Linked DNA regions of Homo sapiens: region 1 is linked to region 2. A link is a loop called in an ENCODE intact Hi-C map of the cell type or tissue named here. Cell type or tissue: HepG2. All regions are shown on one strand. Each heading gives the region's core, and the rest is flanking DNA. Links, peaks and the distances in the headings are about the cores only.

Region 1 (16,141 bases), core at 5,323-9,322, 52 kb before region 2:
GTTCCTTGGAGAAATTGTTGATTCTAGGACTGGGGCGGGGAAAATACAAAATGAGCCTGGAGCATCTTGAAGGGCCAGAGATAATGAAGTGCTCAAACAACAAAATGATGGGGCTGTGTCAAAGGGACACAGGAAGCACCTGAGGGGAGCTAGCAATGGCCAAAGCTGGAACAATTTGGACAGGGGAAATAAAATGAAGAATGTAGTACTGAATTATAATCTGAAGCATACAAGAAATATCCGGCGGGGTGCAGTGGCTCATGTCTGTAATCCCAGCACTTTGGGAGGCCAAGGTGGGCAGATCACCTGAGATTAGGAGTTCAAGACCAGCCTGACCAACATGGTGAAACCCCATCTCTACTAAAAATATAAAAAATAGCCGGGTGTGGTGGCGCATGCCTGTAATCTCAGCTATCCGGGAGGCTGAGGCAGGAGAATCGCTTGAATTGGGGAGGTGGAGGTTGCAGTGAGCTGAGATGGTGCCACTGCACTCTAGCCTGGGTGACAGAGACTCTGTCAAAAAAAAAAAAAAATCCATGACTCAACAGTAATATAAACAATTGAAAAAATTAATAAATGAAATGAGGCAGAATGGACAGTCTCCTATATGGAAGAATTCTACATGATTTATGTAGCTACGCACTCCCCAGGGAGGTAAAACTTAACTCCCCACACCTTAAGTACAGGCTGTGCTTAGAGTTTTACTTCCAATGAAGACAGTATTAAAAGACTGGGGTGGAAAATAACAGCAGAGAAACCTCACGAGCACCATCTTGGCCAGGTGATCAAGGTTAATGTAATCTGTGACAAGTCACATTGATAGCATGTGTCCTTGATGGTGATGTGATGAGGGCCCATCACCTCTGCAGCCTCCTTCCTAAAAACCTGTAACCTTAGTCTAACCATGAGAAAAATATCAGACAAGCTTAATTTGAGGAATAGTCTGCAAAATACATGACCAGCGCTCCTCAAAACGGTCAAGGTCACCAAAAACAGGTGAAGTGTAAGGAACCGTCGCAGTCCAGAGGAGGCTAAGAAGATGTGATGACTATACATAACATATCTGGGAGGGATCCTGGAACGCAGAAAAGACGTTGCGGGAAGCTAATGAAATATGAATAAAGTCAGGAATTTAATAATATCAGTATTGGCTTATTAGTTGCAACAAATGTACCATAATGTAAGATGTTAACAATAGGCAAGACTGAAGGCAGGGTATATGGGAACTCTCTGTACTATCTTTGCAGCTTGAACTTTCTGTACTATCTTTGCAACTTTTCTGTCAGTCCGAAACTGTTGTCTTTGGGAGGCCAAGGTTGGTGGATCACTTGAGGTCAGGACTTTGAGACCAGCCTGGCCAACATGGTGAAATCCCCATCTCTACTGAAAATACAGAAATTAGCTGGGTATAGGAGCACATGCCTGTAATCTCAGCTTCTTGGGAAGCTGAGGCAGGAGAATTGCTTGAACCCTGGAGGCAGAGGTTGCAGTGAGCCAAGATCATCCCACTGCACTCCAGCCTGGGCAACAGAGCGAGACTCCATCTCAAAAATAAAATAAACTACTCTAAAATCAAGTTTACTTTGTTAAAAAAAAGATGACCCCAAAACTTGGAAAAACAAACATACTTTTGTATAAAAAGATGACCCCAAATACTTGGAAAAACAAAATAGACCTTCTAGAAATAAAAAAACACTCAGTAAGCAAAATTGAAAATTCAGTGGATAGGTTTAACAGTAAATAACATAGAGATGAAGAAAGAATAGCCAGTTGGAAGATGGTTCAGAAAACATTATCCAGAATTTAGCATACAGACAAAAACAAAATACAAAGAGAAGCTAACATGGGAAATAATGTGAGAAGTCTAACATACATGTAGTTGGAGTTCCAGAAGGAAAAGAGAGAGCAAGAATTAGGTAGAGGCATATTTGCAAGTGACGGAAGCTGAGATAAAAGACATTGATCCGTATATTCCAGAAGCCCAATGCATCACAAATAGGACTTTCTAAAATCCATACCTAACACATCGCATCAAAACTGAAGAAAAAGTCTTCAAAAATAAAAATTTAAAAATAGTCATGAAAGATATATTACCTACAAAGAAGAAACAGTGGACTTTTTGACAAAAATAAAACATAATTTCAATGAGCACAAAGAAAAATAACAATAACAATCTATACTTAGTGAAAATGTCCTTCAAGAATAAAGGAGAAGGCCGGGCGTGTTGGCTCACACCTGTAATCCCAGCACTTCAGGAGGCCAAGGTGGGTGGATTACCTGAGGTCAGGAGTTCAAGACCAGCCTGGCCAACATGGTGAAACCCCGCCTCTACTAAAAATAGAAAAATTAGCTGGGTGTGGTGGTACCCGCCTGTAATCCCAGCTACTCGAGAGGGTGAGAAAAAATGAGAAAAAGAAGAAAACTAGACAACAGAAGTAGAACCACAGAGATTCAGATGAGGTTATTAGATTTCAATTTAAAAATTACTGTGGTTAATATGTCCAAAGACTTAAAATATTTAGGCCGGGCACGGTGGCTCACGCCTGTAATCCCAGTACTTTGGGAGGCCGAGGCAGGTGGATCACTTGAGGTCAGGAGTTTGAGACCAGCCTGGCCAACATGGTGAAACCTCCCCTCTATTAAAAACACACAAATTAGCCAGGCGTGGTGGTGCACGCATGTAGTCCCAGCTACTCGGGAGGCTGAGGCAGGAGAATCACTTAAGCCCGGGAGGCAGCGGTTGCAATGAGCTGATATCACGCCACTGCACTTCAGCCTAGGCAACAGAGGGAGACTCTATCTCAAAAAAAAAAAAAAAAAAAAAAAAAAAAAAAAAAAAAAAAAAAAAGATTTTAAGTTTGGCAAAAAATTAGAAACTAGGAAAAGAAGAACCAAATGAAAATTGAAAACAAAAAAAAATACGGTAACAGAAATTGACTTGATCAATGGGTTTAACAGTATATTATGCACAGCTAACAAAATAATTGATGAACTGGAAGATAGATGGGGAGAAAAAAATCCATGACAAAGTACAGAAGGAAAAAAAGAAGAAAACAGGGTAAGAAACATAGGTTACAATGACTAGATCTAACAAAAGGGTAATTGGAGTTCCAGCAGGAAAGAAGAGATAAGTTGGAACAAAGGCAATATTTTGGAGATAACAGCTCACAATTTTCTAAAACAAATGAAACATATGAGCCATATATTTAAGTATCAATATTAATCTAAAGCAGGATAAATACAAATAAAACCACAGCTAGGTACATCATAGTCAAATTGCTAAAAACGAAGAAACAAAATCTTAAGACACAGACACACACACACACACACAAAGGCAATTGCCTTCAAAGGAGCAATAGGACAGCTAGCTTCCCAACAGAACAAGTTTGAAGAAACTAAAATGAGATCTTCAAAATGTTGAGAGAAAATAACTGCCTATCCCAAATTATATATTAATTGGAAATAACCTTCAAAATTGAAGGTGAAATAAAAATATTTTCAGACAAAAGGCTGACAAACTTCCTTAAAGGAAATACTAAAAGGTATCCTTCAGGCAGGAAGAAGTTGATCCCAGATGAAAGTTTGTATTTGCAGGAAGGAATGAAGAGCAACTGAAATTGTAAATATGTGGGCCATTCTAAATTAATACTGACTATAAAATACAATGAAAATAATGTCTTGGGAGGCTTAATATACACAGCTATAATGGCATATAGGTCAGGAGAGGGTATAAATGAAGTGTTCTAGAGTCCTTGCATTGTCTGGGAAGTAGGCAAAAATGCCAGTTAACATTAGACTTCAACAAATCTAAAATGCATGTTGCAATCTTACAACTACAGCCCATCAGTTTTACTCCTGGGTACGTGCCCAAGAAAAATGTGTGAGCATGTGCACCAAAAGAGAAGTGTAAGAATGTTCCTAGCAGCAGTATTCGAGATAGCCCCAGATGTCGATAGAGAAAAATAAATTGTAGTAGATTCATCCAATGGAACAAAACAGAATCAGGGAGTTCCAGAAAGTCTCCATGGTTTGACAGTCTTTCCCAGCACTGCCTCTGGAATGAATAGACTTGCTTCACTCCGTTTAGGATTAAAGGATTAAAAGTTCCGGAGGAGTGAGTCACCCTCACATACTTTCGGCAACATGCTGGCACCTTGGCTCTGTTGAAGAGATTAGAGGAAGAATCTGGAAGATGTTGCCTTCAGGGGCCTCTTCATTTCTGTAGTGAGAGTTCTGCTAGATCCTCGATTTATCATTCCACCAAGATGGTGCACACCTAGGGAACTGGCCAGAGGTGATCATGCGTGCTGTCAGGAAGGATGAATGGATGTGGGTGGTACCGCCTTCCCCCACGGAATAGTCCATCCCTTTGGACATAGCTTCCCATAGATAAACTTTCCAAAATTCTGTTGCCTAAAATAATGTGATTTTTTCCTCTTACAACGGAAAGTGGACTCACATTTCCCAAAGAGAGACACACCAAAGTCTCTTCCATTTCTGCACCTACCTCCAAGATAAAGATCTTTGGATCAGACCTCTGCCTCTTCTAATTTCATCACAATTCTGTAACCTATGGTCTAAATAGCAAGTTTATCCACATTGAGGAAAAAGGAGCCAAAGAGATGAGAAATTGTTTATGAACATATATATTTGGCAAGGAAGAAAATTCGAGGATCAGCAACAGTCTTTGTGTTTGCAAGTAGCTATGAGGCTCCTGTCCTCTCTCATGCAATCCAAATTCCTCTTCCCTTGCTGGTGTGAGGTGATCCAAGCTTTACTTCCTGAGGGTCCATGCCCTTGTTAGTCCTGCCTGTTTGGGTATTCAGTGGTATTCCATTAACTGTTACCTAGGGACGCCCCCTGAGTTCCAGCCATCCTCTGTCCTACCCCCATGGTGCAACAGCAACCTATTTTGATTTTGCACTGATTGGAGGCCATCAGTCCAGCCAATGTCCTAACCCTGTTGTCATTGCCTTCACACAGTGGGTGTGAGCAAGCACTTTGTGGACTGCATAACCCCAGTGGCTCTCTTTAGATTGGTGACCTTGCTGAAAGCAGTGGCTCCTCCTCACCCCAGAGGGAGAGGCTGTCTGTGATCTCAGTTTCTCACAGTCTCCTCCAGTGCCATCAGCAATGGCAGCTCATGTTCTCAGAACTGGTATGCAACTCCCCCAAGTAGTTGGCACCAAGGCTCAAATCCAATCCCCACCCCCACACCCCCACACAGACACACACAACTCCTCTCATAGGAGCCCTGTAAAAAGGGAGAGGACCTGCCAATTAATATATGAAAAGATTGTCAGCCTCACTAATAACCAGGGGAATGCAAACTAAAACAACAAGAAATCATTTTCACCTGCCAGATTGGAAAATATGACATTTTGGCAAAGATTGGGGCAAACAGGCAATTTCATTACTGCAGGAAGTATAAATTGGCACGGTCATTTTGGTGAGCAATTTGGGAGTGTGTCTAAGTCTTTAAAATGTTCACATGATTTCCCCTCCCCTCCCCAACATTTCCTGTCTTAGGTGTCTTCCCTAGAAAAGGACACTCTGACATGGACAAGCAGGCGGTGTTCACTGTAGCATCGTGTGGAAAAAATGAAAATCTAGAAACAACCTATAAGTCATCAGTGGGAAAATAAGTTTTCATTTTTTTATAGCTAAGAATTAACTAGATCCACATGTAGCAACAGGGATTTCAAAACTGAATGAGATGGTTGAGTGGAAAAAAGTGAGTAATGAAAAAAGTGAATGATATGGAAGGAGAGTATCATTGTTGCAAAAACAAACACATGTGTTTATGTAATTTTTTTTTTTTAGGTCTGGAAAGATTTACTCCAAACTCATAACTGAGGGTGGGGACAGGTGGGGAGGAGAGGGACCTAGATTGAGTTACTGTCAAAGAGGACTCTATTTATAACGTACTTATTTTCATAAGGAGAGTGTATTCATGTTATACTCTTGCAACAGAAAATTAATGATTAAAAAAAAAAATACATGTTCCTCTGGAAAGTGTACCTAACCTTCGAACACTCATTCACATGGTATATGATCAAGATTTACCTTTTGTGACATCTTTGCAGGACTACAGACTGAGTGGCCCCAGAAGCGTCCAAAAGTTTTCCCCTGGGAACACAAGGTCTAACAGGCTAAACGAGCAAGCACAGTAGAAAGTTTTTACTGAGGCTTATGAAGCCAAATTCAAACAGGAAACTTCTAAAGCTTTTGAAAATCCATCAGAATTAGTTTGGGCCCCTGAATTAGTTACCTACTGCTGCATAACAAATTATCCTAAAACGTAATGGCTCAAAACGACACATTTCTTTTCTCACAGTTTCTATGCTGCAGGAATCAGGGTCTCTCCCAGGGCTGCAATCAGAATGTTCACCGGGGCTACTGGCTCATCTAAAGGTTTCACAAGGGAAGGATCTGTTTGCAAATTCACTCACGTGGTTGTTGGCCAGATTCCGTTTCTCACAAGCTGTTGGACTAAGGGCCTTGGTTCCCCTGAGGGCGTCAGTTTCTTGCTGGTTGTTGGCCAGAAGCTGTTCTCAGTTCCTGGCCATGTGAACCTCTGCATGGGGTGGTTGACAGCATGGTAGCTGGCTTCCTCAGAACAAGCACGCAAGAGGCATCAGAGACAGTTTGCAATCAAGACAGAAGCCACAGTCTTGGCCAGGCGTGGTAGCTCATGCCTGTAATCCCAGCACTTTGGAAAGCCGAGGTGGGCGGATCACTTGAGGACCAGAGTTTGAGACCAGCCTGGCCAACATGGCAAAACCCTGTCTTCACAAAAAAATACAAAAATGAGCTGGGAGTGGTGGCATGTGCCTATAGTCCCAGCTATTAGGGAGGATGGCTTGAGCCCGGGAGGTTGAGGCTGCAGTGAGCTGTGACCATGCCACTGCACTCCAGACTCAGCGACAGAGCACGACCATGTCTCAAAAAAAAAAAAAAAAAAAAAAAGGTCACGGTGTTTTGTAACCTAATCTCAGATGGGACATCCCATCATTTTTGTCCTATTCTGTTCATTAGAAGCAAGTCACTAGTGTAGCCCACACTCAGGGGATCCAGGTCAGAAGCTGCCTGTCATAGCCTCATGGGAATTCTGTGTTCCGTTCCAGCTGTGTTAACATGGGGCTAGTGGGAGTGGGATAGGGGGAAGGGAAGGGAGGGAATACTCGCTTCCAAAAGAGTCCTGAAAGAGAATTTCTGATGTTGTCAGAGAAAATATTAGTATATCCAGTAGGTGGCACCCATCACTGTGAACAAGGGTCCCCAGCCCCTTGAGAATAGCACCTAACACAACAAACTCTGGTAATAAAGATTTAAGCAGCCAATCAAATATTCTTGTTAATAGGGAATTTTTGCGTATTATGCAATTGTTCTTTAAAAAATTATGATTAATTTCCGTTCTGTTACCATTCTAAGTGATTTAGATGATTTTCAAATTTTCTTGCAGATTTTGACACGTATGGTGGCAAATTATAACGACATGTAAGGTTTTTGCACGCAAGCCAGGATGTTTTACTAAGAGAACAGTCATTCTACACTAAGGGTCCCTTAAGTTAGCATCACAACTGATAAATTCAACATGTGATCATTTGTGCCTAACAAAATATACTTCAAAAAAACGTGGCTGCGCCATTCACAATGTACCAATTCATAACTTTTAAACCTTTCTTCATATGGCTAAAATATCTAGGTTGTTATTAAAGATAATCTAGCAGTGCTTTTCTACCTATTGTATGTGACTTATTCGTGGATCAAAATAACTTGGTGGATTTTGATAAGTAAATTTATATCACAATATTTCTTGGTAAATGGTAAAATGTACATATCCTAAAATATATCATTGTAATCACTTTAAGTGTACAATTCTGTGGCATTATGTATATTTAAAATGTTGTTTAGATCAGATGCGGTGGCTCACGCCTGTAATCCCAGCACTTTGGGAGGCCAAGGCGGGTGGATCACCTGAGGTCAGGAGTTCAAGACCAGCCTGGCCAACATGGTGAAACCCTGTCTCTACAAAAATTAGCCAGGCACAATGGAGGGTGCCTGTAATCCCAGCTACTCAGGAGTCTGAGGTGGGAGAATCGCTTGAACCCTGGAGGCAGAGGTTGCAGTGAGCCGAGATAGCGCCACTGCACTCCAGCCTGGGCAACAGAGTAAGACTTCATCTCAAAAAAAAAAAAAAAAAAAAGTTGTTTAAATATCACCACTATCTATTTCTAGAGCTTTTTCATCATCCCAAGCAAAAACTGTAGCATAGGCAATAGTTTCCCATTCTTTCTCTCCCCAGCCCCTGGTAACCTCTATCCTTCTGCCTCTATGAATTTGCCTATTCCAGATGTTTCATATAAGTGGATAATATATTATTTGTCCTTTTACATCTGGTATGTTTCATTTAACACAACATTTTCAAGGTTCATTCATGTTGTAACATGTATCAGAACTTTAGTTCCTGTTTTCAATTCTTTGGGGTATATACCTCAGATTGGAAGTATTGGATCATATGGTAATTTTTTTTTTTTTTTTTTTTGAGACAGTCTTCACTCTGTTGCCTAGGCTGGAGTGCAGTGGCATGATCTCGGCTCACTGCAATCTCCACCTCCTGGGTTCAAGCGATTCTCCTGCCTCAGCCTCCCAAGTAGCTGGGACTACAGGTATGCACCGCCACGCTCGGCTGATTTTTGTATTTTTAGTAGAGACGCAGTTTCACCATGTTGGCCAGGCTGGTCTCGAACTCCTGACCTCAAATGATCTGCCCACCTTGGCCTCCCAAAGTGCTGGGATTACAGGTGTGAGCCAGGCCGGATCATATGGTAATTCTATGTTTAACTTTTTAAAAACCACCATACTGTTTTCCACAGCAGCTGCAACGTTTTACATTCCTACCAGCAATATACAAGGGTTCCAATTTCTCTGTATCCCCATAACACTTGTTATTTCCATTTTTTTATAATAACCATCCTGGTGGGTATGAAGTAACATCTCATTGTGGTTTTAATTTGCATTTACCTAATGACTAATGACGTTGAGCATCTTTTCATGTGCTTTTGGTCCATGTCTAAGTCTTCTTTGGAGAAATGTCTATTTAAGTCTTTTGCCCATTTAAAAATTGGGTCGTTTGCTTGTACTTGAGTTGTAGGAGTTCTTTATATTTTTTGGATATTAAACCCTCATCATATGTATGATTTTCAAAACTTTCCCCCATCTTTTCACTTTCTTGATAATGTCCCCTGAAACATGCAAGCTTTTAATTTAGATGAAGTTCAATTTATCTATTTTTTCTTTTGTTTCTTGTGCTTTTAGTGCCATATTTAGATAAATGAATGTCTTCATGAAATACAATAGAAAAATCACAATGTGGCCAGGCACAGTGTCTCATGCTTGTAATCCCAGCACTTAGGCCAAGGCGGGTGGGTCACTTGAGCTCAAGAGTTCGAGACCAGCCTGGGCAACATGGGGAAACCTTGTCTCTACAAAAAAAATATAAAAATTAGCCAGGCATGATGGTGTACACCTGTAATTCCAGCTACTCAGGAGGCTGAGGTGGCTGAGGTAGGAGGATCATTTGTGCCTGGGAGGCGGAGGCTGCAGTGAGCTATAATTATCCAACTGCACTCCAGCCTGGGCGACAGAGGAGACCCTGACTCAGAAAAAATCAGACTGGGCGCGGTGGCTCATGACTGTAATCCCTAATCCCAGCACTTTGGGAGGCCGAGGCAGGTGGATCACCTGAGGTCAGGAGTTCAAGACCAGCTTGGCCAACATGGTGAAACCGTCTCTATTAAAAATAAAAAAAATGAGCCTGGTGTAGTGGCAGGTGCCTATAGTCCCCAGCTACTCGGGAGGCTGAGGCAAGAGAGTCGCTTGAACCCGGGAGGCAGAGGCTGTAGTGAGCCGAGACTGTACCACTGCACTCCAGCCTGGGCAACAGAGTGGGACTCTATCTCAAAAAAAAAAAAAAAAAAAATTCACGATGCCTTACACATAGGGTAAACATTGTTTAATGAAACTCTTGTCTCAGTTACCTGTATCATGAATGAACATCTATGTAAAATGTATTTCTTCTTACAGGTCACAGTGAACATTTTTTGAAATTCATCAACGTGGAGTAATTCCCTGTCACATACTTAAATATTCTCCTTCTTCCTTCTACTTAAACACAGAAGCCTGTCACGGTGGGGAGCTTGCGCCCTTCCAAGGCAGCCTCCTGGCATTTAGATACAAATTTCAAATGGATCACATGCACCTAAATCCCTTCCAAATGACTGAAATCACAGGAAAAAAATTTTTTAATTATTTATGTATAATACCACTAGAAAGCCAAACACTATAAACCAAAAGATTTGAGGAACTCTTGAAGGAAAAACAGAAGGTGAGAACAAACCCAAGAGGAAACTGAGGAAGGAGACTGGAAAAATTGGGGAGCAATAGATGGAGTGTGCAGGGGTCATGGGACAATCTTCCAGGTGGTTAATTTGAAGACTACATGTGGAATATTCTCTCTCTTTCTCTCCCTCTTTCTCTCCCTTTCCCTACCCTCCCACCTCCGCCCCCGCTCAGCCCCCTCTTCGCCCCCTCTCCTCTCTCCCATTTTCTCTAAGGGCTTGTGCTTACTCTTTGCCTAAAACTGCCCCCGGGGCCACCATTCCCCAAGTGACAAAGGCAGCCCCACTCCACTCAACCCCATAATCCTCAAAACAAGCTTCTCCATCAGAGCCAGCATCCGTAGCCGCAAAAGCAGAAGATCTCACACAGCAAAAGGAGCACACAGACAAAAACCACAGGACACCTGAAGAAATCCATTGCCACGAAAGACAGGCACCAAGCTCAACCAACACAAGGAACAGCTTATGGAGAGATAGTTTTGTGTGTTTTTTTTCTTTCCACTCCACCTCAAGGAGCCTGCCACATCCCAAGTTAGGGGTGATAAGAGGGCTTTTTAAAAACGTAACTGATCACACCTGTAATCCCAGCATTTTGGGAGGCCAAGATGGGAGGATTACTTGAGGCCAGGGGTTTGAAACAGCCTGGGCTTAATATAGTGAGACCCCATCTCAAAAAAAAAAAACTAATTAAATGTTGAGAAGGAGACACGAACTCTTTCAGCATAATTAAGTTCAAAATATACACCAACAGGAAGTTCTCCTTCACAGAAATGTCTGATTGCTTTATAACTATTTCACCCACAAGTCACGGCATCACGATGAACTCTTCCACTGTCGACTTCCACCTTCAGGACCCTAAAGGTTTCTCCCCCTCACCTCTATCCAAGAGGGAAAGTGGATGGGCTACAATGTAACTGACAGTCCATGACAGAAGAGGAGACAGGAAGATGAAAGAGGATAACAGATAAAAAGACTAAGGAATATGGGGAAAGGGACAAAGATGGGAAGGAAATGGTTCAAGGAGGTCACTCTCTACTGACTGAAGGACCGGACACAGGTACATAAGATGAGTTGAATGGATAAGGGCCAACCTTCCAAGATCTTTAGACTCCATATGGCACAGAAGATGAAGGAAATAACCAACTTCGTATGTTTCCTTGGCTGAGGGTGTGGGCATGCTACACGTTTTACCTCTCTAATCACCCAGAATACTTTGCTTTTTCCCAAGTAGAAGACAAAGACAGGAAAAGGTCATGCAGGGGATAGTTCTTGACTGTCCTGTCCCTTCTCCAGCAAAGCAAGGGGCATAGGGCCTGGGTTATATTTGGAGTGCTGTAAACCATCTTTGGGGTTTAAGGTCTGATATTCAGATGGACTTCAGATTAAAAGTTGCATGCTGGCTGGGTGTCGTGGCTCACACCTGTAATCCCAACACTTTGAGAGGCTGAGGCAGGAGGATCACTTGAGCCCAGGAGTTCGAGACCAGCCTGGGAAACATGGTGAAACTCCACCTCTGTAAGCAAAATAATAAAAAATTAGCCGGGCATGGTGGTGCACACCTGTAGTCCCAGCTACTTGGGAGGCTGAGGCAGGCAGATTGCTTGAACCCAGGAGGTCAAGGCTGTGGTTAGCCGTGATCTCACCACTGCACTCTAGCCTGGGCGAAACAGTGAGACCCTGCCTTATTTTAACAAAAAAAAAAAAAAAAAACCTTTCATGCTAAACCTGAACCAGAAAACATTTTCACCATGTTTCACCAACAATGATGTCAAAAAATAGGAGCTGCCCAGCTCCAAGCCATGATAATTCTGACATTAACCCCAGATAGCCCAAGAGAGAGACATTGTGAAGTCTGGTATCAGAGTGGTACATCTGGTGAGAATATGCTGTTTGAATTGTATATACCAGAGAGAAAACCAAACATACGTGATATTATGTAAGTCTACCAAATCGAGAAAATCCATTGTCTTTTTAACACCTAATCTCAGTTGGGCGCGGTGGCTCACGCCTGTAATCCCAGCACTTTGGGAGGCCGAGGTGGGCGGATCATGAGGGCAGGAGATTGAGACCATCCTGGCTAACACGGTGAAACCCCGTCTCTACTAAAAATACAAAAAATTAGCCGGGCATGGTGGTGGGCGCCTGTAGTCCCAGCTACTCGGGAGGCTGAGGCAGGAGAATGGCGTGAACCCGGGAGGTGGAGCTTGCAGTGAGCCGAGATCGCACCACTGCACTCCAGCCTGGGCGACAGAGCGAGACTCTGTCTCAAAAAATAAATAAAAGTAAAACCTAATCTCCACCAATGACCAAATTTTTTATTTTTATTGTTTTTTTTGATGGAGTCTCACTCTGTCACTAAGGCTGGAGTGCAGTGGTGAGATCTCAGCTCACTGCAACCTCTGCCTCCTGTGTTCAAGCGATTCTCCTTCCTCAGCCTCCCAAGTAGCTGGGATTATAGGCTTGTGCCACCATGACCAGCTAATTTATTTTTTGTATTTTTAGTATAGACGGGGTTTCACCATGTTGGTCAGGCTAGTCTCAAACTCCTGACCTCAAGGTGATTCGCCCTCCTCGGCCTCCCAAAGTGCTGAGATTACAGGTGTGAGCCACACCACACCCGGTCTTATTCTTATTTATTTATTTTTATTTATTTATTTTTTTTGAGACGGAGTCTCGCTCTGTCGCCCAGGCTGGAGTGCAGTGGCACGATCTCGGCTCACTGCAAGCTCCGCCTCCCGGGTTCACACCATTCTCCTGCCTCAGCCTCCTGAGTAGCTGGGACTACAGGTGCCCGCCACCATGCCCAGCTAATTTTTTGTATTTTTAGTAGAGACGGGGTTTCACCGTGTTAGCCAGGATGATCTCGATCTCCTGACCTCGTGATCTGCCCACCTCGGCCTCCCAAAGTGCTGGGATTACAGGCTTGAGCCACTGCGCCTTGCCCCTTATTTTTATTTTTTTGAGTCATAGTATCTTTCTGTCACCCAGGCTGGAGTACAGCCGCATGATCCAGGCTCACTGCAGCCTTGACTTTCTGGGGTCAAGTGATCCTCCCACCTCAGCCTCCCAATTAGGTGGACCACAGGTGTGTACCACCACACCTGGCTAATTTTTGTATTTTTAGTAGAGATAGGGTTTCACTATGTTGCCCAGGCTGGTCTCAAAATCCTGATCTCAAGTGATCCGTCTGCCTTGGCCTCCCAAAGTGCTGGGATTACAGTTGTGAGCCACCCTTGCAAGATGGCCAGTTTCTTAAGAAATTGAAGTTGCTTCTGGATGGGGACAGGGGATCCATGACCAATATGCCTGCACTCACTCAGGGTCCTATTGGGCTCCACCAATGCTATCAGCTCCCTGGGACTTAGTAGCCTCTGTGAGGCTTGTGACAACATAGGCTTACCAGAAACAAATTAGTAAGAAGTACCTCTTAAGGTACCAGATCAGAAGGCTTGATCTGTGATTAGAGGTGCCAATGAAATAGTAAACAGGTGGAAGCCCCAAGAAGTGAACATCAATTAAGTGACTCCAGTGTGAGAGTTGTTCATGAACCTTAGGTCACCAAAATTGGTTTTGGTTTTGGTTTTGGTTTTTGAGGGCTGCTTTATACCCCTAGAGAGAATAGCAGAATGGACAACTACTGAAATTCACAGGCCCAATTTATCAGCACAGGTTGGTGAGAAAGGAGAAAGGGCACCTCTGTTTCTTCAGATTGGAACAACAATCACAGCAGGCATCTACTGGGGAAGAAGCCAGCAAGGCTAGAAGGGCCAGAGGCGCCAGGAGCAGCAGCTCTCAACCTCGGCTGCACAGAGTCATCTGGGGAGCTTTTTATACTGATGCCTGCCCTCCTCCCAAGAGATTCACCTTCAATTGGCCTGGCCTGAGTCCTGCAAAGAGGAACTTTGAAAGGATCCCAGGTGAGTCTAGCATGTAGCTAGAGCTAAGAACCTCTGATGTAGATGAAGGGCCTGTAATCCTAATTTATACTCAAGATGTATTCAGTTATCATGGACTTCATCATAATCTTCAGAATTCTCATAGTTGGTGTAGCTGATCTGAGGGAGAGGAAAAGGTTACCATATCTGTTCTCCAAAAGCAAGTTTACATGATGTATTAGTCTGTTTTCCCCTGCTGATAAAGACATACCCGAGACTGGGTAATTTATAAAGAAAAAGAGGTTTAATGGACTCACAGTTCCACAATCATGGCAGAAGGTGAAAGGCACATCTTACATGGCAGCAGACGAGAGAAATGAGAGCCAAGCAAAAGGGGTTTCCCCTTACAAAACCATCAGATCTCATAAGACTTATTCACTACCATGAGAACAGTATGGGGGAAACTGCCCCCGTGATTCAATTATCTCCAATTATGTCCCTCCGACAACACGTGGGAATTATGGGAGCTACAAATCAAGATGAGATTTGGGTGGGGACACAGCCAAACCATATCACATGATAAAGCTCAGATGGAGGATTCTGGTGGAGATCTGTGTGAGAGAAGTGATTCCAAATACAAGATGTACCCAGGATGAGCAAGATGCCAGTGCTTTGCATGAGCAAAGTCTGAAACCTGAATAGGGCCCCCCTCCCAAAAGTTCAGTTACAAGACTGTACCCACTAGTTTGCTTTCAGCTGAACAGAATGAGTTAGAAGTGGGGTAGCACAGGTCGGATGCGGTAGCTCACACCTGTAATCCCAGCACTTTGGGAGGCCGAGGCGGGCAGATCATGAGATAAGAATTTGAGACCAGCCTGACCAACATGGTGAAACCCTGCCTCTACTAAAAATACAAAAGTTAGCCAGGTGTGGTGGTGCGTGCCTGTAATCCCAGCTACTCAGGATGCTGAGGCAGAAGAATTGCTTGAATCCAGGAGGCAGAGGTTGCAGTAAGCTGAGATCATGCCACTGCACTCCAGCCTGGGCAACAGAGCAAGACTCCATCTCAAAAAAAAAAAAAAACTGGGTAGCACTGAGTTTTTGGCTACTCATAACCCTGGCATTTTGGAAACCCAGACACATGCAAAATGAAAGCTAAAGGGCTAGCTCCAAACATTGGGAGGCTCTGTGTGTCCTGGGTTTGCTTCAAGCCGCAAAGAAAGAAGGTCATGCAGCAGCAGTCTACAAACACAAAGATAACCGCTTGGTGAGCATATCCTCCTTTTCATATTATGTAGGGCAGAAACTGTGGCGTGTCTGCCACTCCCTGGCTCTGAAGTTTGTGAGAAGGAATCATGATTGAGTCAAGCTCGACCTGGCAGGACCTCCAGGATTTCAAAAAATAAGTAATTAAATTCACCCCAAAAGGAAAAGGATAAAGATTGAACTGGAAGAAAAGTTGTCTCTGGGTGCTACCATAAAATACCAGGATTCTGTTTAGAGAGACTTTCAAATACTTCCTTGGGAAAAGCCTAACAGGGACAAAAATTCACAATCTTCCCTCACTATCTTCATTTTCTAAGGGAGGAAAATTCTTCATGTTACAGCTCCTAGGTTTCCTTTGTTGTAGAGAACCCACAAGGAGAAATTAAAAAAAAAAAAGGAAATAAGGCCAGGCACGGTGGCTCATGCCTGTAGTCTCAGCACTTTGGTTGGGAGGCTGAGGCAGGCAGATCACTTGAGCCCAGGAGTTCGAGACCAGACTAGGCAACATGGCAAAAAAAGCCGGGCGTGGTGGTGCACGTCTGTATTCCCAGTGACCTGGGAGGCTGAGATGGGAGGATCGCTTGAGCCCAGGAGGCA
Region 2 (16,141 bases), core at 5,155-9,154:
TGATTTGCTTGTTTTACCATTTTGACAATTTCTTGGAACAAGAAAGATCCTAATCTTTATCTCAGGAAAAAAATCTCCCATTATAAATATTTTTCTAGTTCATTAGTTGTTCTCTTCTGGAATTTCACTTATGTGTGTTTGTATCCTTTATCTTTCTCCATATCTATCCTCCTTCTCCATAAGCATTTTCACAATTTTATTTTCTTACAATTTCATTTTGTGATTTCTTAAAGCCCAATCCCTCTGTCCTTGGCTATATGCTAAGATACATTTTTTCTTATTGTTGCTTCTCTGGTGGCTTTTACCTTGATCATATTTTTTTCTCTTCAGCTTCTTTCTGAATTTTGTCAATTTCTACTCTAACTGCCCCTATTGCCTTGTAATATATGATAAATAAATGTTTTTGTTTTGGTAGAGATGGGATCTGTGTTGCCCAGGCTGGCCTCGAACTCCTGGCCTCAAGCAATCCTTCCACTTCCATTTCCTACAGCGCTGGGATTACAGGTACAAGCCACCACACCTGGCCTGTCTCAAGTTTTTAAAAAGACATCATATTGTTTGCAATTTCACTGAGCCTGCAGATCAGTGCTAACCAACAGAACTTTCTTTGATGAAGGAAATGCTCTGCACTAGCCACATGTAGCTATTGAGTACTTGAACTGTGACTGGTGCAACGCAGGAACTGTATGTTTAATTCATTTTAACAACTTTATTTAGCCAAATATGTGGCTAGTGGCTACTATTAGAGGAAATCTCCAAATTCAAAGGGCTCCCATGCATGAAAATACAATGCATAAACAAACAAACAAACCAACCTACAGCCAAACATGGTGGCTCACACCTGTAATCCCAACACTTTGGGAGGCCAAGGTGGGAGGATCACTTAAGCGAGAAGTTTGAGACCAGCCTGGACAACATAGTGAGACCCCATCTCTACAAATAAAATAAATTAGCTGGGTGTGGTAGCACATGCCTGCAGTCCCAGCTCCACAGGAGGCTGAGGCAGGAGGACTGTTTGAGCCCAGGAGTCCAAGGTTGCAGCAGTGAGCCATGATCACACCACTGCACTCTAGCCTGGGCAACAGAGCAAGATCCTGTCTCCCAAAAGAAAAAAAAAGGTAATACAAGGGGGAAAGGAGACAATTAAAATTTCTAGGGGAAAAAAGCTGTATGCAAAAATGTAATCAAAGTGATCAATGGTTATGCTGCAAATGATATTTTCACAATCAAAATAATGTAAGCACTGAGTACTGATTTTCTACTTTATTGGAAGGCTAATGGTTATAGAACATACATGGATTGGCTGGGCGCAGTGGCTCATGCCTGTAATCCCAGCACTTTGGGAGGCCAAGGAAGGTGGATCACCTGAGGTGAGGAGTTCGAGACCAGCCTGACCAACATGGAGAAACCCCGTCTCTACTAAAAATAGAAAAATTAGCCGGGCGTGTTGGTGCATTCCTGTAATCCCAGCTACTCGGGAGACTGAGGCAGGAGAATCGCCTGAACCCGGGAGGCAGAGGTTGTGGTAAGCTGAGATCACGCCACTGCACTCCAACCTGGGTAACGAGCAAAACTCCATCTCAAAAAAAATAAACTTAGATGGATCAGCCTCAACAATACAAAGTAAACATAGATTGGAAGGTAGGCTGAACAGCTCAAGGAAAGTGGAGGGCAAAGGCACTGATATCCTCATCTTAAAAAGGAGGAGTCAAAAGATACTGTCCACATTTGATGGAACAAGAAATAAAGATGTTAATGTATTACTTAAATTCTAAAAGGCAAAGAACCAAAAATTGTAACACACTTATCATGAAAAGTCACGGGAAAGGGAGGTGAGAACAAAAGTGAGCAAAATTGTCAGCTATCACAACAGGACGTGAAGAAAGAACATATAAAACAGAAGTAATAAAAATCAAGAAAGTGGCCGGGCGTGGTGGCTCATGCCTGTAATCCCAACACTTTGGGAAGCCAAGGTGGGCAGATCACAAGAGACCAGCCTGGCCAACATGGCAAAACATCGTGAAACGTCTCTACTAGAACTACAAAAATTAGCCGGGCACGCCGGGCATGGTGGCTCACGCCTATAATCCCAGCACTTTGGGAGGCCGAGGCGGGCGGATCATGAGGTCAGGAGATCCGAGACCATCCTGACTAACATGGTGAAACCCCGTCTCTACTAAAAATACAAAAAAAGTTAGCCAGGCGTGGTGGTGGGCATCTGTAGTCCCAACTAGTCAGGAGGCTGAGGCAGGAGAATGGCGTGAACCCGGGAGGCGGAGCTTGCAGTGAGCCGAGATCGCGCCACTGCACTCCAGCCTGGGCAACAGAGCGAGACTCCATCTCAAAAAAAAAAAAAAATTGGCACGGTGGCAGGCACCTGTAATCCCAGGTACTCAGGAGACTGAGGCAGGGACAATTGCTTGAACCTGGGAGGCAGAGGTTCAGTGAGCCAAGATCACGCCACTGCACTCCAGCCTGGGTGCAGAACGAGACACCGTCTCAAAAAAAAATCAAGAAAGCGTATTATTTACAATCATATAGATAAGTACCATTAGAAATAGCTGAAAGAGAAGTACAGTGTAAGTCCTCACGTAATGTCATTGGTAGGTTCTCGGAAATTGTGACTTTCAGCCAAACAACGTAGTATATAACAAAAGCAGTTTTTTGGCCGGGTGCAGTGGCTCACGCCTGTAATCCCAGCACTTTGGGAGGCCAATGTGGGAGGATCACTTGAGGTCAGGAGTTCGAGATCAGCCTCGCCAACATGGTGAAACCCCCATCTCTACTAAAAATACAAAAATTAGCCGGGCAGGGTGGTGCATGCGTGTAGTCCCAGCTACTTGGGGGGCTGAGGCAGGAGAATTGCTTGAACTAGGGAGGTGGAGATTGCAGTAACCCGAGATAGCACCACTGCACTCCAGCTGGGGTGACAGGGTGAGACTCTGCCTCAAAAAAAAAAAAAAAAAATTTTTTACTGTAGGCTAATTGATATAAACAAGAGTTAAGTTCCTATGGCACATTTCTGGTCACAAAAACATCACCAAACTTCTAAATATAGTCTAAAACACTTGTAGCATTAAACATGGAAATAAATGTGGGCTACACATATATTTAAGAAAGAGTAGTAAAAACAAGATAATTATTTGCCCAGTGATTCTAGATCAGGGTCATGGGTGTAGGAGCCTCTCCAGCAGCTCAGGGTACCAGGCAGGAACCATCACAGGGCATGCTCACTCACATTGGGACAGTGTAGACATGCCAATAAACCTAATGTGCACAGCTTTGGGATGTGGGAGGAAACCCACATGGACATGAGGAGAATGTGCAAACGCCACAGGGACAGTGGCCCCAACAGAAAGTCGATTTTCTTTCTCATCAACATTATAAGGAAATAACGTGTTATTCCAGGACCTGCTACAGTTGCTTTGGTGGGGGGGAGAAGGGTAAGCCAGGAAGAACAAAGGGTAGGTAAGGCAAAGGATTACTGCTTTAAAATAGTTTTTCACTGGATAAACACAATATGGTCTATCCATACAATGGAATCCTATTTAGCCTTAAAAAGGAAGGAAATTCTGACACAAGCTACAACATGAATAAATCTTGAAAAATCATGCTAGGTGAAATAAGCCAGCCACAAAAGGAAAAAATACTGTATGATCCCACTTATAAGAGGTAGCTAGGGTAGTCGAATTCCTAAGAGACAGAAAGTAAAAGGGTGGCTGCCAGGGGCTGAAAGGAGGGGATCGGGGAGTTAGTGTTTAATGGATATAGAGAGTTTGTTTTGCAAGATGAAGAGTTCTGGGGATGGATGATACTGATGGTTGCTCAACAGTGTAAATGCACTTAATGCCACTGAACTGTATACTTAAAAAATTGTTAAGATGGTAAATTGTAGGTGTATTTTATAATTAAAAAACAATAATTTTAAAAACTAAATTAAAAGCTTTTGCCACAATTCCACAACTATCACCTCTCCTTTTTTAAACATCCCTCATGATACCTGAAGATATTTTACTGAAAAAAGTAATTGCTTAAAGAGGAAAAGCTAATTTGGGACCTTTAGTAAATAGAAAAGCTAATAATAAAGGCTCTAGGGGATTGTTGCTTGGCCCATTTGGCTTTTATCATTATTGAGATATAGTTTACATAACAAAATTATCCATTTTAAAGTGTACAATTAAGTGATTTTTAGTACATTCACTGTGGTGCAACCATCAGCACCCTTCTAATTCCCCATAAAGAAACACCATACCCATTAGCAGTCAGGCCCAACTCATTCTTCCCCCAATCTCCTGGAAACCACTTCTCTACTTTCTCTATGGCTCTGCCTCTTCTAGACATTTCACATAGATGGAATCATACAACATGTGGTCTTTTTCGCCTGGCTTCTTTCACTAAGCATAACGCTTTCGAGGTTCATCCATATTGCAGCATTCAACAAAACTTAATTCCTTTTTATGACTGAATGATATCCCATTGTATGGATATACCACATTTCAGTTATCCATTCATCAGCTGATGAACATCAAGGTTGTCATCACTTTTTGGCTAATGTGAATAATACTGCTATGAATGTGCAGAAGTTTTTGTGTGAACATGTTTTCAATGGCCCATCTGGTTTTACATCTTTAAACCAATATACTAGTGTCTGCTAATGACACTAGAAGGGCATAACATGGAAGTACTAAGCCTTTGGAAGTATAAAAGAAACAACAAGACCTGAAAGATAAGAAATGATCTCTTAAATAAAACCCAGAAAAGAGAAGTCATTAAACAGTCATTAAAATAAGCTCCAATAAAATCTTTTTTTTTTTTTTTTTGAGACAGGGTCTCGCTCTGTCACCCGGGCTGGAATGCAGTGCACAATCATGGCTCACTGTGGCCCTGACCTTCTGGGCTCAAGCAACCCTCCCACCTCAGCCTCCTAGGCATGTGCCACCACACCTAGCTATTTTCTTTTTTTAATTGTTTCTAGAGATGGGGTCTCCCGATGTTGTCAAGTCTAGTTTGAACTCCTGGGCTCAAGTGATCCTCCCGCCTCAGCCTCCAAAAATGCTGGGATTACAGGTGTGAGCCATTGTGCCAGGCTTCAAAATCTTAACACTGCAACACTGATTGCCACATTTCAATAAAGATTGAAAAGATCTTGTGCTCGTCTTGAGAACAACTGAAATTATCTAGGAGGCACAAACAAGAGGGAAAATCTATGCCATGAGGACACAATCAGTCTCAAACTCTAATTAAACTTGAAGTCAATAAACCTACGGCCAATACTCACAAGGTAGACATAAATTCATTCACTAAATCCCAGCCTTCCAGACACCTGATAAATCTTTAAACAGGCTAATCTGAGAGAAAAATAAAGATGATTTTACTTCCTAAGTAAGTTACCTCAAGGGGCAGTATGAATACACAAATCTTTTCTAAAGTTTTAACAAGATTCACACCTGTGATCTTGGGACTGATGTCAATGAGGGAAACCAGGCCTTTCCTTACCATACACCTCACTATTGCTAAGATAAAATTAGGTTCTGTGAACAATGAGCCTATTCTAACTTACTATGGCAAGTCTAATAGTCTTACTACCTAATTACCAGAATGTTTTTTAAACCTCTAACCCCAAAATCCAATCAAAAGAAAAACTGTAGGATAGACTTGATATTATTCAACATCCTCAGGGTCCCTGTGTGGATGGCTATTTAATACTCAATGAAGGCCGGGCTTGGTGGCTCACACCTGTAATCCCAACACTTTGGGAGGCCAAGATGGGTGGATCACCTGAGATCGGGAGTTTGAGACCAGCCTGGCCAACATGGCAAACCCCCATCTCTACTAAAAATACAAAAATTAGCTGGGTGTGGTAGCGCACACCTGTAATCCCAGCTACTCGGGAGGCTGAGGAAGGAGAATCGCTTGTACCCAGGAGATGGAGGTTGCAGTGAGTCAAGATCGCACCACTGCACTCCAGCCTGGGGGGACAGAACAAGACTCCATCTCGGAAAAAAAAAAAAATCCAATGAAGATATCAAAGATGGGTATTTCCTCCTAAAAGGATATCTGAGCAACTATTATGTCCCAGGCACTATGGTAAGTAGTTTCCCTGTATTTTATTATGAAATCAATGACGACAACCCCAGAACTTAGATGTTCTGTCTCTACTTGACATATGTGAAAACAGAGCACCTAAAAGACTGAGTAACTTGCAGGAAGTATTCTGTCAAGAAGGCAAATGCTTTAGTAGATAAATACATTTAAATTTCACTCTTAGACCTTCCTCTCTTAACTTCCTCCTCAGGAACCCTCTTTGTGGGGTTAAAATTCCACCTTATTTTTATTATATAGCCTATAAGAGACTTGAAAGAATTGGGTACGATCTGATCTCCTTTAATTCTTGAAACATTCCTAGAGCGATTCAAAGGTTTAGTGAAATTAGCCTCATTCCGTAGACGAGGAATTAAAGGAACAGTGCCAGTCAGGTCCCTGTCCTAAGTTAGAGTGATCTGTAGCATGGTGTCAGAGACCTAAGTAATGAAAAATAGTTGAATAGGTCTAAAACTAGTAAAACAATAACTGATTTCTTTATACATTCAGGAGGAAAAAAAAGGAATAACTGTTACAATCCCACCCTGTACCTGCCCTTACCCAGGAAGAATTCCCTGATGGGACAACAGAAAGGTCATAATGAAGCTAGTCGAGATTGAGCCTTGCTAGCCCAATGGATGCTACTGACTGAAAGCCTCTGGATGATAACCACAGCAACAGCTAGCAGTGACTGACAGGATCTCTCATTCTCACAACCACCCTGGAAGTCAAGCAGTATTGCTGCCATTTCACAAATAAGGAAGCTAAAACAAAAAGGTTAGTTAACTTGCCCGAATTCATTCAGCTAATGAGTAGCAGAGCTGGTATCCAAATCCAAGGCTGCCTGACTCAGCTGCAAGCTGAGTTTCCATATACCAGATGTTGCTTCTCTAAGATAGGCAAGGAGAGGTATGTTCTCTCTCTCCCTCTCTCCTTTTCTCTTCCCTCCCCAAGCCCATTACCTCACAAAGTAATCATATATCTGTTCAAAGGGCAGGGTGACATTTTTGTCTAGGTTTCAGCAGATAAACAGTAAATATTAACCACAAGGCCAGTCTGAAGCTCCAATTGCTTGTAATGCTTTCAAAATAGAGACCTTTTCCCAACCTTGTTTTTGGCAGGGGAAGGGAGAAACTAAAACATCTTTGCCTTATTTGAGTGCTTTATTCTTGTTATAAAGCTAGCCAACACCTAGATTGAACATTATACTGAAAACTCTTAAGTCATTAATTGTAGTGTTGATTTCTAAATAAATTTCAGTTTACAGTAAAGATACAATTTTAGATGGATTAAAATAACCACTTTTCGAATTTTATCTGAAAAAGCTTTAAAAAGATGCTTGAGGTGACTACAGTTAATAACAATGTACTGTATACTTGAAAATCACTGAGAACAGATTTTAAGTGTTCTCACCACAAAAAAATAAGAATGTGAGGTAATATACGTTAATTAGCTTCACTTAGCCATTCCACAACACATACATATTTCAAAACATCATGTTGTGTACCATAAATATATACCATTTTTACTGGGCAACTAAAAAAATTTAATTAAAAAATAATGAAATAAATTTTAAAAATCTTCAATACACCTTCTCCAAAATATCCTTAGTTCAGTAAATAACACTTTTCTCACATTTCAGAAATATTCCCATGTAGATATATAGTTTTCAAATTCCAAACTTTTTCCTGTGTTTTATCAAATGGTTTTTAAAAAATTGGTAGGGTACATACATAAAAATAATAAAATACATACCTAGCCAATAATTAACCCATGGAACAAAGGAGTAAATATTTTACTATCTCTTCTGTGCTAATAGTCCCTAGAATCAATCAATAAACTATTAGGATGTGTTGACCCTCAGAGTTTATACATTAAAGATAGGAGTTTGGACTTTATGTATTTATTTGCTCCCTGGTTTAAAAAAACTGGTAGGGTACATACATAAAAATAATGGTAAAATACATACCTAGCCAATAATTAGCCCATGGAATGAAAGAGTAAATATTTTACTATCTCTTCTGTGCTAACAGTCCCTAGAATCAATCAATCAACTATCAGATTGTGTTGACCCTCAGGGTTTATACATTAAACATAGGGGTTTGGACTTTATGTATTTATTCGCTCCCTGAACCACGTTTTATTGGATGTCTACTATGACCAAAGTCATGCTTAATTAGGAGCTAATATTAGAATGACTGGTCAAAATACCTAAACTAGATGGCCAGGGCAAACCAGGGCCACCTCATTACACATTTGCAGGAGTCCCTTTACATTGTAGTTGTATGCAGCAACCCTGTAAATAAATCTTTAGCATGTCCATCTGCTCCTCTTCTAGTAACAGTTTTGCCATGTGCCCAGTTGCATAAGCTGGAAACCAAGAAGTGAGCTGCAAACCCTCCCCTCTTCCTCAACCCTAAATTTAATCCAAATTCTACTTCCTACATATGTCATGAATCAGTTTCTGCTAAATTCTACCGATAAAACCTTATTTCAGGCCAGGCGCGGTGGCTCACGCCTATAATCCTAGCACTTTGGGAGGCCGAGGCAGGCGGATCACGAGGTCAGAAGATCGAGACCATCCTGGTTAACACAGTGAAACCCCGTCTCTACTAAAAATACAAAAAATTAGTCAGGTGTGGTGGCACGCACTTGTAGTCCCAGCTACTCGGGAGGCTGAGGCAGTAGAATCGCTTGAACCCAGGAGGCGGAGCTTGCAGTGAGCAGAGATCGCACCACTGCACTCCAGCCTGGGTGACAGAGCAAGACTCCATCTCAAAAAAACAAAACACAAACTTATCTCAAACTATTATCATCTGTTTCTTACCTAGACTACCACAATAACCTTCCGAAATGTACTTTTTGTTTCTGAATTCGCTCTTACCTTGCGCCTGCCCTGAACATTGCCATTATCTTTCTAAACTATAAATCTAAACATGTTATTATTAATCTGCCTAAAATCCTTTAACAGCTTCCCACGTCCAAAAAGTAAAGCAGGCGTCTATGTTCAAGAGCCTTTATGTTTTGGGCCCTATTTGCCAATCTTCTTTCTCACCACTTCCTCCATCCTCCTCACCAGACATTATTAGCACCCAAAGAATAGGTCTCTGAACACTCAATGATGTCTCACATCTCTCTGCCTTTCTTCCCTCCTCAGCCACCTCATGAACATTTTATTTTATACACCCTTCAGATTGAGTTCATCTCAAATTATTTTTTAAAGCTTTGAAAACAGTTTTTTTTTAATCCTTGTCTTTGAAAAGCAAATACTGAAATACTTATGAAAAAAATGTTATGTGGAATTTGCTTAAAATACAGGAGGGAGGAAAATGAATAGGAGATAAAATAAACTTGGTCAATATCTTCAAGTGAGCTTCCATAGAACTTCAGTTTATAACGCTTTTGTAGCATTTGTCTCCCTCAAGCGTACCAAAAAAAAAATTTTTTTTTTTTTTGAGACAGTCTCACTCTGTCACCAGCGTGCAGTGGCTAGAGTGCAGTGGCATGATCTCAGTTCACTGCAACCTCTGCCTCCCGTATTCGAACGATTCTCCTGACTCAGCCGCCTGAGTAGCTGGGATTACAGGTGCGCACCACCATGCCCGGCTAATTTTTGTATTTTTAGTAGAGACAGGGTTTCACCATGTTGGTCAGGCTGGTCTCAAACTCCTGACCTCGTGATCCGCCTGCCTCGGCCTCCCAAAGTGCTGGGATTGCAGGCGTGAGTCACCGTGCCCAGCCCCATCCTCTTAGTGCTTCTAAAGTACTTTCTATATCTATTTACATACCTTCCTACACTCAACTGTAATTGCCTGTTTCTGTTTATCTTCCCTCCCAGACTGTGAACTTAAAAAGCCAGGGACTTTGCTGTTTATCTCCAACCCCTAGTGAGGTTCGCAGCTCATTATGGCTGATCAATAAATGTTTTCTGAATGAATGAAGGCAAAAGAAAAATCAACACTGGCAAGAGTAAAAGTGATAGCGTATATATGATTCCTTTTTCTCATGTAAATACAAATTTGAAAAAAATTAATACTTTTCAGTTAGAAAAACAACAGGATGGGGTTTGGAAGCTGTCTGGGCTTCTGCTAGAATGAGTTAAATAAAAAAAATGCTTAAACCCTCCCAACAAATTATTGTTTAACATTGTTGAAATTTGGAATTCATTATTATTGTAAATTGTAGTTATCTTTGGAATTCTATTTGCCTCCCCCATCTACCAATAAGCACTATTTATCATGAACTCTACTGCTTTGTAGTATTAAATTATACACACATACATACAAACATACAAACACAGAGAGAGAGACACAGAGAGAGAAAGGGGGGGCCAATAAGAGAATTAAGAGTGGACACTTTGGAATAAAACATAACTGGTTTCAAAGCCTCACCCTAATGCTGCTGGGAGTGACCTTGGAGAAGCTATTATTCGAGGCTGCAGTGCACTATGATCAGACCTGCAGATAGCCACTGCACATCTACAGGCATGTATGTATGTATGTATGCCTGGGCAACACGGTGAGATCTCATCTCAAAAACTAACTATATTTTCAATTCCGGCACATAGATATCATTTATTGAAGATTTACTATTACCTATTTTTATCAAGAGACAATAGCTACTGGTAGGGAAGAAATTTATCGTTAATGCCTTGGATGAGGCATGATGTACACGGACTTTCAGCTATAACATTCATATATTCACTTATTCAACAAATATTTATTTCATACCTAATATACATACGGTGTGATGGGGAAGATACATAAGCAGCAAAGATGCAGTAAATAGTTCCTGTCCTCAAGAAACATATAATTAACTTAGAAGCCAATCATAAAATCTAGATTGCAAAGACTGAAGAAGGCAGTCATCCTGACCTCAAAGGTAGCTATATACTGTGACAATGAACATCTGTGTCTATATACACAACCATGATATTATAAAGAATGAGGACTGCTTCATCATCATTTATTGTTGTTTTGTGTGGTTTTTTGGTTTTTGATTTTTTTTTAAGAGATGGGGTCTCGTTCTGTCACCCGGGCGGAAGTACAATGGTATGATTACAGCTCACTGCAACCTCGAACACCTGTGCTCAAGGGATCCTCCTGCCTCTGCCTCCTGAGCAGCTGGAACCACAGGCACATGCCACCACACCAGCTAATCTTTTTTTTGGGGGGTTGTGGGGAGTAGAGATGGAGTCTCGCCATGTTGCCCAGGCTGGTCTCCAACTCCTTACCCTCGAGATCCTCCCACCTCAGCCTCCCAAAATGCTGGGATTACAGGTGTGAGCCACCTTACCTGGCCCATCATCATTTTAAATGAGACGTGCAGAGGGAAGAAACCTGCCAAGATGGATACTAAAGACATTGTAAAAGCTGTTTATTAGACACTCAGATCCAGTAACTTACTGAAATTTTTAAAGAAGAGAGTAGAAAAGAGAGTACTTGGACATCTGGCCACATTTCTGACCTAAAGATAGAGTGTTTAATAAATATAAGATTCAGAAATACTACCATCTCTCATCATAATATGAAAAGCATTAAAGTTGACTACCGATAATGGTATCTTCACATTCTCTATCATGGATTAAATCAGCCCATAGTTCCTCTATATACTTACGACAAAACCTTTGTTAATCCTTAACTTCTGAAATCAATATAGGTGTTTTAGGGGGGTTTTGGGAGGGGTTGTTTTTTTTTTAAGAAACAGGGTCTCATTCTGTCGCCCAGGCTGGAGTACAGTGGCGCAATCAAGGGTCACTGTAACCTCTGAACTCCTAGGCTCAAGCGACCCTCCCCCATCTCGGCTTCCCAAAGTGTTGCGATTACAGGCATAAGCCATTGTGCCCGACCTCAATATAAGTTTTAAGTTAAAATGCATCATTAAGGCCGGAAGCAGTGGCTCACGCCTGTAATCCTAGCACTTCGGGAGGCCGAGGTGAGCAGGTCGCTTGAGGCCAGAGTTTGAGACCAGCCTGGCCAACATGACGAAACCCTGTCTCTACTAAAAATACAAAAATTAGCCAGGCGTGGTGGCACGCGCCTGTAGTCACAGCTACTCAGGAGGCTGAGGCAGGAGAATCACTTGAACCTGGGAGGTGGAAGCTGCAGTGAACCAAGATCATGCCACTGCACTCCAGCCTGGGCGACAGAGCAAGACTCTGTCTCAAAAATAAATTAATTAAAATAAAATGCATCATTAAGTATCTTTGCTGGGAGGCACAGCCAAGAGAAATATTAGTTAATTCTAAAGTGTTCAATTGGTTTGATCCCAAAGCCAATAGTAAATTAAATTTTAAAATATGATCATTACTTTGAAAGGAAAGGGGATGATGAAGTAGAGGGAAGTAAGAGTGCAAAAGTGGCTGTAGAGGCCGGGCAAGGTGGCTCACACCTGAATTGAAGAAATTGGGGAGGCTGAAGTGGGCAAATTGCTTAAGCCCAGGCTGGTTCAAGACCAGGTTCAAGACCAGCCTGGGCAACATGGCAAAACCCCCTCTCTACAAAAAATGTAAAAATTAGGCGGGTGTGGTGGCACATGCCTGTCATCCCAACTACTCGGGAGGCTGAGGTGGAAAGATTGCTTGAGCGCAGGAGGCAGAGGTGGTAGTGAGCCGCGATGGCACCACTGCACTCCCAGCCTGGGTAAGGGAGCGAGACTTCATCTCAAACATAATAATAGAGAAGACAAAAGATACTACTAAAGGCCACCATCTCTAAACCCAACTTAAAAACAACCATTTCATTATAGTGAAATAGGGGAATAGCACATGTGTGCACGCAAATGCTCATGTGTGTATGTATTTGTTTAAATGTATCTCTGCATTATTTGAGTTTGGATATGTTTTATTTTAAAAGGAAAGAAATTATATTATCAAAATATATACACATACATAAAACATATATTAAAATATATAAAATACACTAATAGCCATTTATGTTCATCCATATTTACTTTTTCAGGAACATTAAAATCTATATAAATTAGAAGAAACCCAGGGCCTAAAGATGACTATAAATAAAATTTTTAATGAAAATTTTACAAGTCTGTAAAATTTTACATGTCTTGTATTACAAATTCTGTAATACAAGAACCTGATATGCTGAGTAAATTGTTACTAAAGCAACTTCTGGGTTTTTTTCAATGACTTCCTTGGAGGGCTGAACTTCCTAAAAGAGGAGAAAGTAAAGGCAAGAGATAGTGCGCAGTTAAAGGGCAAACCAATACCATGCATTTTACTCCTTAGCAAAAAAGCTGAGGAAGACAGAAAGGGCAGAAAGTGCAGAGAGAAGTCAAGGAGAAGCGAGAGTGCTTTATCCTCTTCAGTATTTCACCAGGCCCTCTTCCCCTCACAAACTGGGACGAACTCAACTCTCTGCTTTCTCTAGCCTTGGTCCTGGGTTGCCCGGTCTTGTAATAGAAAATCTGGCAGTCGTAAGGGTTGAGTAACCCTTATCCAAAATACTTGGACCAGAAGTGTTTCAGACTTTTGTGGATTTTGCAATATTTGCATATACACAATGAGATATCTTAGGGATGGGACCCAAGTCTAAACATGAAATTTATCTGTGTTTCAGCCAGGCATGGTGGCTCACGCCTGTAATCCCAGCATTTTGGGAGGCTGAGGCAGATGGATCACTTGAGGTCAGGAGTTCGATCGAGATCAGCCTGGCCAACATGGCAAAACCCCGTCTCTACTAAAAATACAAAAAAATTAGCTGGGCATGGTGGCACGTGCCTATAATCGCAGCTACTCGGGAGGCTGAGGCAGGAGAATCACTTGAACCCAGGGGGTGGAGGTTGCAGTGAGCCGGGGTGGAGGTTGCAGTGAGCCGAGGTGGAGCCACTGCACTCCAGCCTGGGAGACAGAACAAGACTGTCTCAAATTAAAAAAAAAAAAAAAAATTATCTGTGTTTCATATACACCTTATACACATAGCCTGAAGGTAATTTTATACAATTTTTTAAAACAATTTTGTGCCTGAAATAAAGTTTATATACATTGAACCCTCAGAAAGCAAGTGTCAGGTGTGGAATTTTCCACTTGTGGTGTCATGTCTGTACTTAGAAAGTTCTGGATTCTGGAGCATTTCAGATATTGGATTTTTGGATTAAGGATGCTCAACCTGCATTTTAAAATAGCATTTTCGGCCAGGCGTGGTAGCTCACGTCCGTAATCCCAGCACTTTGGGAGGCCGAGGCGGGTGGGATCACCTGAGGTCAGGAGTTCAAGACCAGCCTAGGCAACATGGTGAAACCCCGTCTCTACTAAACAATACAAAAATTAGCTGGGCATGGTGGCGAGTGCCTGTAATCCCAGCTACTCGGGAGGCCAAGGCATGAGAATCGCTTGAACCCGGGAGGCGGAGGTTGCAGTAAGCCAAGATGGCGCCATTGCACTCCAGCCTGGGCAACAGAGTGAGACTCCATCTCAAAAATAAAATAAAATAAAATAGACTCCTAACCTCAGCTGGCCCCTCAATGCGGTTCAGCAATCTATCTCATAAATTCTTGGCTTCCTACACTGGCCCATCCCCTAAAGACTAAAGCTTTTCAACCCTTTGCCATTATCCTTCAGCTTTCCACCCAGCCTCTGCAGTCCTTCCATATGTGCAGATGAACCTGCTTCACAGACAAAATAGCTCCCAACATTCAAGTACTCCTTTTACCTTCTGTCCCTGGAAAGGGGCCTCATCCTTAACTGTCTTCCTGTCTCAGAGAAGGGGACTCACTTTCCCTCTCCAGGACTTACCTAACAGCCATCTCCTGCAGCCCTGGACCCCAGTCCCTTCCCCTTCTCTGGAACCTGCTCCACTAGCCCATCCTTTCTTTATCTTCAGGTTCTCTCTGTCCAGTGATTTTTTTTTTCCCTTAAGTCTATAAACATGTTCAACTTACTTTCGCCATCCAGGCAACCATCAAAAGCTATACTCCCACCTCTTTAGTCCCTTTGCTGACCAAAATGGCAATTTATCCAAACCGCTTCACCTAACTCTACTTCCACTAACTTCTCAATCCATCACAGCTCATCTCTTCCATCTCCTCTCCAATAGCCCATGCCTTACTGAACCTACTCTAATTTAGATACCAATGACCTCCTAAATGCCAAACAAAAAAGCCTGCTTTCTCCTCAGTGGCTGATAACTTGTAGAAACTCTATCCTTAACAGTGTTGGAAATACTTTTTCTCCTCCTTCTCTTCCCAAAACCTCCTGATTTTTCAAGGACTCTTTTCTGCCTACTTCTTAAATACCTAAAGGAGCCATACTTGACACTCTCACTCGACAAGCATGCTCTGGAGACTACCATCCATTTCCATATATGATACTGCCTACATTCTGTTGTCCTAAATTTCTTCCTCTAGCAACAAACTCTCTCAAAAGCACCAAAGTCATATTTTCAACTGCCTAGAAGAAACATCCACCAACAAGCAATTCAAACTGTAACAGATCCTAAATCTTCCCCCTTCCCCCACCTTCCCCCACCAAACCTACTCCTCCTTTCAGGTAATGGCATGACTAGGCATCCAATCTCCCAAGGTAGAACACTTAGGGTCATCCTTGAATTATCTTTCTTCCTCAAACCCCTAGCCTCTTTTATCTATCATCGAATCTCATCCATTTTTCTTCCTAATCTCTCTTGAATGCAGCTACCTCTCTGTCCCCTTTACTATTATTAACGTACTTCAGATCATCTTATATATGAACCATTTCAACAGTTCACTGCCACTAATCTCTCCCTCACTTAAGTCTTATTCCACATACAAGGATCATCATCCTAAAATAAATTCAAAATTGAAACAGGGTAACGTATTTTTCCCTATCAGAATGGCGAAAACTAAAAAGAAAAATAATACTCTGTGTTGGTTCCAGTGTAGGGAAATGAACATTCTCATCAACTTGGTGAAGGGAATATTAAGGCAAAATACCAAGAGAATTTAACCAAACTTCAAGCATAACCAAACTTGTAAATGTGTACACCCTTTGATCTATCAATTCTATTTCTACAAATTTATTCTAAGGAATAAAATAGAACGTACACAAAGATATAAAAGTGTATCCTAA

The links. Hi-C counts contacts between places; a loop is a spot of excess contacts. Peaks named below come from ENCODE experiments on the same cell type or tissue, not always from the same donor. Only the 100,000 strongest peaks of a DNase experiment are listed, where the experiment ranks them.
Region 1: a loop joins it to region 2, with 2.4 times the contacts of the local background. A loop is called at or near these places in 1 of 110 quality-filtered maps.

Annotation. Positions count from the first base shown.
Region 1 is chrX:24,233,362-24,249,502 of GRCh38, reverse strand. No RefSeq gene overlaps it. Among named protein-coding and RNA genes, the nearest start is that of SUPT20HL2, 73 kb to the left of the region's middle. RefSeq lists enhancers at 1,148-1,197, 6,693-6,772, 13,915-14,104, 14,165-14,274. In HepG2, for the core only: a CTCF peak has its summit at 7,253 (motif pointing right); a DNase peak (open chromatin) is centred at 7,262; H3K4me3 peaks cover 750 bases.
Region 2 is chrX:24,181,573-24,197,713 of GRCh38, reverse strand. The region is part of intron 5 of ZFX (zinc finger protein X-linked); the gene reads right to left. Among named protein-coding and RNA genes, the nearest start is that of ZFX, 40 kb to the right of the region's middle. In HepG2, for the core only: no CTCF peak of the experiment used is centred there; DNase peaks (open chromatin) are centred at 7,063 and 8,053; H3K4me3 peaks cover 2,623 bases.